Linked DNA regions of Homo sapiens: region 1 is linked to region 2. Evidence: read pairs that join two places in POLR2A ChIA-PET (ENCODE). Cell type or tissue: A673. All regions are shown on one strand. Each heading gives the region's core, and the rest is flanking DNA. Links, peaks and the distances in the headings are about the cores only. Region 1 overlaps LOC105373791 (a long non-coding RNA gene). Region 2 has its middle 22 kb from the start of WDR75.

What was found. ChIA-PET counts read pairs that join two places held together with the same protein. Peaks named below come from ENCODE experiments on the same cell type or tissue, not always from the same donor. Only the 100,000 strongest peaks of a DNase experiment are listed, where the experiment ranks them.
Region 1: POLR2A ChIA-PET joins it to region 2 with 8 read pairs; 3 of 35 experiments call an interaction of 5 or more read pairs at or near these places.

The regions. Positions count from the first base shown.
Region 1 is chr2:188,967,397-188,972,790 of GRCh38, forward strand. LOC105373791 (a long non-coding RNA gene) reads right to left here. Exons shown (of 3, transcript XR_007087614.1): 2 at 2,951-3,083. Among named protein-coding and RNA genes, the nearest start is that of COL3A1, 4.3 kb to the right of the region's middle. In A673, for the core only: no CTCF peak of the experiment used is centred there; a DNase peak (open chromatin) is centred at 2,055.
Region 2 is chr2:189,416,485-189,421,878 of GRCh38, forward strand. It overlaps a transcript of COL5A2 not described here. Among named protein-coding and RNA genes, the nearest start is that of WDR75, 22 kb to the right of the region's middle. In A673, for the core only: no CTCF peak of the experiment used is centred there; no DNase peak of the experiment used is centred there.

The sequences.
Region 1 (5,394 bases), core at 98-5,097, 450 kb before region 2:
ATTGAGTCAAGAAAAATGAAAACAATTTAAACAAAAAGTGTGATAATTCCTCTTTGAAGCATTTTAATTTCATGATGCTTATTTATATGTCATTTTTTTTCTTTTTACCCTAAAATAAAAATAAATTAAAATTATGATGCATTTCTAGTTCAATTATTTCAATTCATTTTGAAATTAACTTTTGGCTTTTCTGTCATTCTCTTTCATGATCCTTGGTAAATTACCTGTATTTCTTTCTATTTTATAAATTTTTCTAATGGTCTCTGACTTGTAATACTTGTGGTGAACACAGAGTTTGACTGCTTTCAATTTATTTCCTAACTAGTTCTATTGTTTATTTTTTCTATTTTATAAATAAATTCATAACATCTGGAAGTTTTTTAAATCGATTATAAATCCAAAGACTTCCTATGCTGGAAAGAGTGACCTTCTTTTTTAAGAGTGATGGAAATACTGGAAATAATTAACTTATTGAAAATTACCATGAGTTCTAAAGGATACAAAGGAAATAGATTACTTCAAATGTGTTTTTCTGGATTAAGTGTTTCATATTTTAAATCATTCGCCATTTGATTCTTATTAATTTCCTACTATGCACAAGGCCATGTAATAGCTACGATGGAGTATAAAATGAAAGATAAACCTTAGTTTTTCCCTGGAGTAGCTTTCAGCCTAGTAAACGACATAAAAAGATGTAAATTAAAATAAACTAAGAGGCATAGGAAAGGTAAGGTAAATTAGAAGAAGAGCAAAATGATTTTAACAGGGAGGATCAGAAAGATTTTGTAGATTAGTTGATCTTTGGGTAGAATCTTCAAAATAGGATTTGAACATACAGAATGAGGAACAATCATTTTAGACAGAAAGACAGTATATGCAAAGGTATAGAAACCCAGAAATGTAGAGTAGGTATTGGAAAAAAAAAAAAAAAAGAGCCATTTGATTTACTAAGAAGATAGTTCTTGGATCAAGATGAATTGCATATCAAGAATTATCTAAAATAGTGTTTTGTATCCTGCTGGGTTTGGGTTGAGAAATAGAGAGAGTGGCTGGACATGAAATAATAGAAATCAAATTATATTAATCTATTTAGTATTATTATCCAAAGGTTAGCACTTTGAATAATCAATATGGCATAATTTTTATGTGAAGACTTTCTACTTGGACTAGTTTATTTTCATGAGTCATATGTTTCACCTTAATCACTTTATGAAATATATCTGATATCTATAAAATAAAGAGGTGAAGAGCAGAAACTGATCCATGGTCTGGGTCCTATATTGATTTTTTTAAGAAATGCTTATATTATTAAACACGTAATATTTTAAATACTATTTAATGCCATCCTAATTCAGTCAGTCTTCGTTACATTGATCAGTATTCATTATGTACAAGGGACTGTGTTTACTACTGTTCATGATTTTTAAAAGTGGGTGAGGGTAGGAAACAAAAAAGGTTACAAAGAGGAGTAAAATAAGTACATAAAGAAATACAAAACAATGCTTCTAAAACGGACATTGCCACAAGAAAGCCAAGACTCCAGAGGGCAACACTTGAATCCTTGGGAACGAAAGGAGACTATTTGCTGTGGCCTCCTTCCTCCAAGAACATATACCAAGAACATACCTAAATGTAGAGTTCTTTAAACATGATTTAATGTACAGACAAAAATGAAGGCTTTAGACAATTTAGTAGACAATTTAATAGTCATGGCAAGTTAAACACAGAAAGGTCTGTTTATGTCTGTTTATTTTAGGCAAGGGAGCCTGATGAGGAGGCTTTCAATTTTTGTGTACTTAAGAATTATTTGGAATCAAAGATCCTAAATCTGAGCCCCCATTGTGTATCTGAATAGAAAAGATATTGATAGGAATTAAAAATCAGTCTCCATTTGAAGCATGTAGATTCCCTGTTTGGCTTTGACCTATTTCATGTATCTATCAGAAGATCGTGATTTGGGCCTTCCTTTTATCTTTACACAGAATTGGCTACATCTGAAGAGCTGTTACAGCTGTGTTGGATATTGCTGAAAATTCCTAAGGATGACTCAGATGACAAATTATATTTGATAGAGAGTCTAGTGGGATTTGCAGAGTGGAGCTTCAACCCTGAGAATGATTAAGTTAACTGAAGACTCAACAGGGAACGCCTGAGCTGCTTCACGATGTGGCATCCCAGTTTCTGTGTCACCCCTGTGGTAAATTTATAAAGTAATCACACTATTCAGGAATGAGATTAGGTAAGGAGATGAATTTCAATTTCCTATGAATTTTCAAATATAATTACAATAATAATTATGATAGTAAATAAAGCTATAATTAAAATATAAGTATATCAGAACTTCGTTCAAGAGAACATGCTTACAATACTTCAGAAAGTTTCACAATTCAAGTAGAGGCTTACCAGTAGTTTCCCTTTCAATGATTAATAGTCTGTTATGTTAAATAAGATTTCAGGTGACATGTTTATGTCTACATAAGCAAAAACTCATAGCTACTTATCTACTTATGTGAAGCAACATTGATATAACAAATACAAGTTATCTTACATGTATATTAAGGAAGTTTCCTAGAAATTTTTACTTGCTTGAATTTTTGTCAGCTTTTAAAAGTATATACATACGTATTTAATTATACATATATATGTGGGGGGTATATAAACATATACACACGCAAACACACAAAAACACATATGTGAACTCTTTTGCATGCCCTAAGATTGTACTTCATTAAGTGTAAAGTAGTGGACTTTTACTTAAATACAATACTGAAAATTACTCAAAGATTAATGACAAGACAAAAATCAGAATGGTAATTTTTGTAAATTGGCCATTAACTCCATAACATTATCATTTTTTTCATCCTTTCACAATGCCTCATTAGAAAACATACAAAATTAAGTGTCAGATTTGTATTTACCACACTTCTAAATTGCGTAAAAATATCTTTACCACAATCAGTGATTAGTGGAAAGCATGGTGAAAATATTTGTAAAGTGTGCTAGTCAGTTCCAGTTGCAATGAATTATTTTGAGGGTCATGGAACCTCTTTGAACTTTCTGTTCAATCTTGGGATACTTCCCAGCTGCAAAACACAAAGACAAAAATTCAGAGCCTTAGCTTTAATAGCAAAGAATAGGTAGGAATCAAGATACTCAGTTTTTTCTAACTAAATTTTACTGGAACTTTACTTTACTAAATGTCAAGAAAATATGGATTTTGTACAAAAGTGAAAATTTTTAGTTATTTACAATTCCAATGAGTAATTTTGAGAGTCATGTAACCTCTTTAAACTTTCTGTTCATTCTTGGGATACTTTTCAGTTGCAAAATACAAAGATAAAAATTTAGAGCCTTAAGTTTAATAACAAAGAATAGATAGGAATTGAGATACTTCGTGTTTCCTAACTAAATTTTACTAAAACTTTATTTTACTAAATGTCAAGAAAATATAAATCTTGTACAAAAGTGAAATTTCCAGGCTAAAAAGAAATGGTTATTAAAATGGTTCTATAAGAAAAAAACAAGGGGTCAATGAACTCTACCTTGGGGACTAAGGGGAAATTAAAGAAAAGGGTCTTGAAGACTTGGTCATATAATCACTCAAAAACTGGACTATCATGTCCCACTGCCAGTGTAATTTGCCTCAATCCTGGACATATCTATGGTTAAATATGTTTAAGTCCTGCAAGTACAACATGACTTTTTCAACCATATTTTTGGCTCTACTATGCACATACTAGTATTTGTTCAAATTCTTTTAAAGGAAACACAACTCTTCAAATGTGGTTTTACCTTTATCAACTGAGTGAACTGATCAACCTCTCTGGGAATAATAAAGAAGACCTGCATTGTATTTTACAGTTGTATTGGTAGTTCTATTATCACAAGTAGTTTTTAAATGGCTTTACAGTGATTTGAAATCTAGAAAATGTCCCTAAAAATAAAGCATCTTGCTGGCTTCAAAAAGAAAATCACACATAAAGCCGCACAACAAAGGGGAGGGGAGAGGAAAGAGAGAAACATTGAAACATTTCTGTTCCATGTGTTTTCCATGGTGGAGATAATTGATTTTCTTAGTGCTGTTGTAGAAAGCGCTGCTGGCATTCACTGGCCTACTGAGTTCATCACAGCTGTGCTTGTGCATCTCTCTCAAGCTCCACTTTCCACTGAATTGGAAAAGATTTGAATTTTTGGTTGATAATCTGCCACACCCTTGCTTTGCCTCATCTTTCCAGGCACTCTCTTTGTTAAAGGAGATCCAGATTAATCAGTGCTTTAGTTGGTGCAGGTATTTAGATTTGTGTTAAAGCTCCAAATGCAATCCAAAAAGCAAAATGACATGTTTATGTGTCCTGGTTAACATCAGTGAAGTCAGGGAAGTATGGGAAGAAATGTGTGGCTAGATAACAATGAGGACAGCAGTTCCTGGATGGCATAATAGGATTCAGAAGTGTATGCATTTCACCTAGTTCAGACCCTGTATTAAGAAATGCTTTGACCCCGTATTAGGAAATGCTTTGACAGGAGGTAGAAAAATAGGATCTGGGACACAGAATGCAAAGGATCCTAGTGCAAAACCTCCATATTCGAGGTAGTGAAGAATCGTAAATCAGAATATCTGGAGAATGAATTCTCTAGGTCTCTCCTGAAGACCTTAAAATACAACAATCCTTCCATATGCAAAACATCAGCTAATGTTTCTTAAGTGAGTGCATCAATCATGAATTTTTCTCATGAGTATAAGGCTTTTATTTGAATAGCTAAGCAAATTAAGAATTTTAGAACAATAGTAATTTTATTTATAATGCCTAAAATAAAGCATAACAAGCATTATTTTAAAAATAACATTTCTAATTTTTCACAGTGGAAAATAAATCTAATGAAGAAATTCAATAAATTTCAGCTTTTATAGACCACCTAAAACAATGAGAGAAATCTAATATAGATATATGAATTCTACGTAGATACAAAGACATCATGAGAAAAACTATGTTTCTGAATTGGTTTGAACACAGGAAATATTTTTTGTGTACAGGACAAAGATGTCTGAAAGACAGAAAGATGCATATAACAGCCTTTCCCCAGCATCTCTACTGTGATCCAGTAGAAAAGCTTATATTCATGACCATTCTCAACAGTTACTTTTCTCCCACGCCCCCAAGCAGTGACTCTCCAATCTAAAATAAAGATACACAAGAGGTTGGTCTCGTTCTAGTTTTCCTTTCCTGTCATCAAATGATGTCATCTACATTGAGATGTCTTGGTTTGTGTCCTTGTGACTGAAGATATAAGAAAGCTTGGGAGGCCGAGGCGGGCGGATCACGAGGTCAGGACATCAAGACCATCCTGACTAACACGGTGAAACCCCGTCTCTACTAAAAATACAAAAAATTA
Region 2 (5,394 bases), core at 331-5,330:
CTCACTCATAGGTGGGAATGGAACAATGAGAACACATGGACACAGGAAGGGGAACATCACACACCGGGGACTGTTGTGGGGTAGGAGGAAGGGGGAGGGATAGCATTAGGAGATATACCTAATGCTAAATGACGAGTTAATGGGTGCAGCACACCAACATGGCGTATGTATACATATGTAACAAACCTGCACGTTGTGCACATGTACCCTAAAACTTAAAGTATAACAATAATAAAATTTTTTAAAAAAATCCTTTTATAGTATCTGTTATATTTTTTCCTGACTTTATTTCAAAACTTCTGTATTTTGTTCTAGACTATGTCTTTTGAAAACACATTTGTAGCCCACTGAATTTGCTCTCCTAATATTCTTTGTCTTTTTTTATTGGGTTGTTTAGGGGACTTTTGTTCAATGCATAAGATAAGAGCTTTTTAAATTATTAGACAAACCCTTTGTCATCTGCTTAAACATTTTTTTTCTAAATCTTTCATATGTTCACTTATTAATTTGTTTATGGTGTTTTTGCTACATAAAGGATTTTTATTTGTATAAAGTTAAAAATACATAGCTATTTTTTATGGCATAAGGATTACCAGCCTTGGTGAATAAGGTCATCTTTCCCCTAAATTTTAAACGTTCTTCTAGATTTCCTTGAAAATTTCCAATTGTTTTGATGTTGCGATTACTTAATTATTCCATCTGGAATTTATGGACTAAAACAGAAGTCTATTTTTATTTTATTGCAATTGTTAATCAGTTAAGATAGTACAACATATTACGGCATCACTAAATATGATTTCTTACAGAATTGATCTACCAACTTTGTCATATATAAAATTTCTGGAATCTATTTCTATATTAATTATTCCATTTTAATGATAATTTGTCTCTTTCTAGGATAATAGTGACTGTGACATGTTTTGATTTCTGGTAAGTTAAGTCTTCCTTACTATTCTTTTTTTTTCACATTTGGTTGACTATTCCATGGCTTTCATGTTTCTATATAAATTTCCAGATTATTTTGTTTAAACACAAATAAATCCCTGTTGGAATTCTAATTGGAACTGCATTTTAGTTATACATTAATTTGATGAGGGATTAATATTTTTATGATATATAACCTTCCCATTCAAGAATATAAAATGTTCTATTCACTATTTCTATATCAACTTTTTTTCATTCCCACATATGGATGAGAATATGAGATATTTGTCTTTCTTTGTCTGGCTTATTTCATTTAACGTGATGTCCTCCAGTTCCATCCATGTTGCTGCAAGTGACAGGATTTCATTCTTTTTATGGCTGAGTATTGTTCCATTGTGTGTGTGTGTATATATATATACACATACATATATGTGTATATATATATGCACACACACAATACTTTCTTCATTCATTGTTGGACACTTTGATTCCATATGTCAGCTATTATCATTAATGCTGCAATCATCATGGGAATGCAGATACCTCTTCAACATACTGACTTTGCTATTTAATTTATATTTATTTGTATTGAAATCTTGTTCATTTATTTTTTTAATTTGTAATATATTCATGTGGGACAGAATTCAAAATGTACAAAAGGAAGAGTTATCTTAAAAGATTATGAAGTATATGACTGATTTATGAACTCACCAATAATGAACAGCGAAAACACATGGATAAACAATTTGTAAAAGAAGAAAAAAAATGACATGTCTTTCCATTTGTTTAAATTTTCATTTTAATAAAAATTTGTTTTCTCAAATAATTTGTAATCTTCACTGTCATTTCCTGAAACTTTTCTATCATCTGCATAATGAGTTAATGGGGATATGATAAGAAAATCTTGAATGGTGGCACCAGTATCTATGACTCCTCCCTGAGGATGAAGTTTGGCTTTGGTTTATTATTTTGGAAAGGAGAAGGAGCTCCAAAAGTTATCACTTAGTCTTTTCTAACTCAGTGACCATGACCTACATGGAAAAAAGAGCTAAAATAGGATATCTGCTTTTGCTGAGTATACTATTCCAACTATAAGTTCAGGAACTGAGAAAATAACCACAGAACAGGTTTGTGGAGTCACTAGGCCCTTGTAAGATAGACATGGACACGAAGTCCATTTTCCTCTGATTTATGGAAAATAGTAGCTATGCAGGCCTTTAGAGATTATCAATAGTTCAGAGCCAGTATTAATATTCTCAGAGAAGTCTTTGTACTTCCTTTTCCCAGAGCACAATTATCCTGATAAATGGCCACTTGATCCTTTTAGGTAAGACTAGGGGAAAGATCTCTAGCATGTAATCTGATGTTATGGTTAGGTCTTTCCTCAGCAAGACTCAGTCCCTCTTTAATTCTAAGAATGAATACACCTGAGTATGGAAAATGAGAGAGGACCATAACCCAAGTCTGGGAATTGGGGGAGTAAATTTAGGCCTCTGTTCATAAGACCAAGGGATTTCTTGGCTATACAGATAAAGTATGACTTAGTGGGTGATCCAAATGTAATAGTTACAGGAACCTGAAGGCCAAATAGTTACCACCAAAACCCAAACCCCCAAGGGTAACCCACAATCAATACACAGAGCCCATCAGGAAAATCCTCTTGTTGATCCTCAGGAAGATGATTCTGAGAAGCATCTTCATGCTCTTTAAATGTTCTGGGTAGGACTGAGTCCACTTGCTCATGAGATGACCTCAATAATGTCCCTTATATTGACTTTTCTTTCTCTCATAATCTCTCTAGTCCCTCATTTCTGCTATCTAGAATTTATCTCCTAGTCTACCAATGTACAAGTTCTTATCCCTGGCCCTGTAAATTGCTAATTACAGTATTTTAACAATTAACAATGTACTCTACACGTACACAAAAGTCACTAATGCAGGAAAGAATACAATCATTAGTTTTCAATTTTTTTAGGCAATCTAGGAACAAGATGTTAAAATTCATCACAATATTACAAAACAAGTAGAACCACAACAACTGCCTGGAAATTGGTCTTGGTTTTATTTTTAAGGTTGAAAGTCAAATAAAAATAAAAAATTAGGCCAAGTACGGTGCTCACAACTGTAATCCCAGTACTTTGGGAGGCCAAGAGAGGAGGATCACTTGAGGTCAGGCATTCAAGATCAGCCTGGGTAACAGAGAAAGACCCCATGTCCACAAAATAATTTTTTTTTTAATTAACCAAGAGTGGTGGCACACGTCTATAGTCCTAGCTACTGGAAAGACTGAGGCAGGAGGATCGCCTGACCCCAGGACTTTGAGGCTGCAGTGAGCTATGATCCTACCACTGCACTTCAGCCTGGGCAACAGAGCAAGACCAAGAAAAGAAGAAAAACAGAAAAGAAAAGAAAAGAGAGGAGAGGAGAGGAAAGGAAAGGAAAGGAAAAGAGGTGAGAGGAGAGGAGGAGGAGGAGGAGAGGAGAGGAGAGGAGAAGAGGAGGAGGAGAAGAAGGAGAGGGGAGGAGAGGAAAGGAAAGGAAAAGAGGTGAGAGGAGAGGAGAGGAGAGGAGGAAGAGGAGGAGGAGAGGAGAGAGGAGGAGGAGGAGATGAGAGGAGGAAAAGAAAGAGAATAAGAAAGAGAGGGAAGGAAGGAAGGAAGGGAGGGAGGGAGGGAGAAGGAAGGAAGGAAGGAAGGAAGGGAGGGAGGAAAAATTACCAGTACCTTTAAAAACAGATATTAGAAATTCTCACTTTGGCTAATGCTGTCACACAATTCATTTTCAAACAGTGCATCCATTCTGCATGTTGAGTTCATGATTCCATGATTCCAAGTATTAATGGATAATGGAGAACTGATTTAATTCAGATTTTATGAATTATGAATTACTTAGTAAACATAATTAAATTTTAAGAATGAGGAAAAAAACCAGAGTAGACATCAGTGACATGTAATCAAGAATCTGGTGAAGTCCCACAGTATTTTGGAGAGCCAATTTGCTGTAAAATACAGGCATGAAAATAATACTGTATTATAGATGCCAGGAGTTTTCTCCATATTCACAATCATTTTAAGCAACTAGTCTCCAATCTCGATTAATTGTGCATCCCAATAGTTTTAAAAATAATTTTAGTATATGTCCCCCAAATATATGTATATTTATATATGTATAAATTAGATAAATAGGTCTGCACTAAAATATACAATATTTTAGTATTAAAATAAAATATAAATTTAAAAGAATGAAATCAGAGAAGCCACAAAGATAGATGAATGAAATCAGACCCTCAGTAGAGGCAGTGACTGACCACCCTACTCCAAAGGCAGAAAGACTATTCCTTAGAGCTTTCCTGTTCCCATCCTCCATCAGCCCCAACTATACTTTTTACAGTCTGTTTCCATAAGATTTCCCAAATCTCTTGTCCTCGCCACCTTTCAACTAAGAACATCAATTAAGGACATTTCTGTTTCTTACAACCAAATGATACCTAAAATAACATTTTACACGTAAACATTGTTCACTTATAAAGCATTGTTCTTGTCTTTAATTTAAATATATTTGAAATATTCTGATTAAAATAATGCTATTGTTTAATACTAAAGGAAACAGTAGAATAATCAGTATACTAATAAATTAATTTATTTTAAAAAGAGAGTTGTATGAGCTCACTAATCCAGGAATAATTTTAAAAGCTAAATTTGGCAATAAGCATTCTATTTCTTGCAATTTTTTTTAAAGTACTAATACTCTTTACTTAAAGATAAACACATGGCCCACCACACACCTACTAAATTAGGATATTTCTTTCTTATCTCTCTCCTGCTCTCAAATAACCTCACCTTACGAAACATAACTTGCAGGGAAAGGGAAGAGTAAGATGGCAGAATAGGACTCTCCACACAATCATCACCCCACAAAAAACATTAATTTGAACAACTATCCACGCACGAAATTACCTTCTCAAGTGCTAAGGAAAGGTGGTGAGAGATCACAGTACATGGTTATAGCATAATAATAATAAGAAAAGACACACTGAGGAGAGTAGGAAAGATAGTTTTATGTTACCTGCAGCACCCCTTCCCCAACCCCAGGTAGCACAGTGCAGTGAAAGCCACCATCTGCTTGGGGGAAAGAGAGAGAAGTAAGCAAAGGAATTTGCCATGGACACTAACACAGGGACCACCACAGTAAAAATCACTACCACACAGACCCCCACAGCCCCTGACTCCAGGCCAGTGCCCACAGACCTAGCCTCAATGACTGCCCAGGGACCAAGTGGGAACCACAGCTCCTGCAAGACAGACTCAATCTGCAGTCTGCATCACCACTGACCATCTACAGTGGCCTTGGGCCTTGGACAAATCTCAGTGGCAGACAGGAGGCAGACCTCAGCAGCTGTGGGCTTCACAGTCTTAGCAATGTACCAGCCTCTATGACTAAGGATTTCTAGCACATCCCAGCTCCACACCA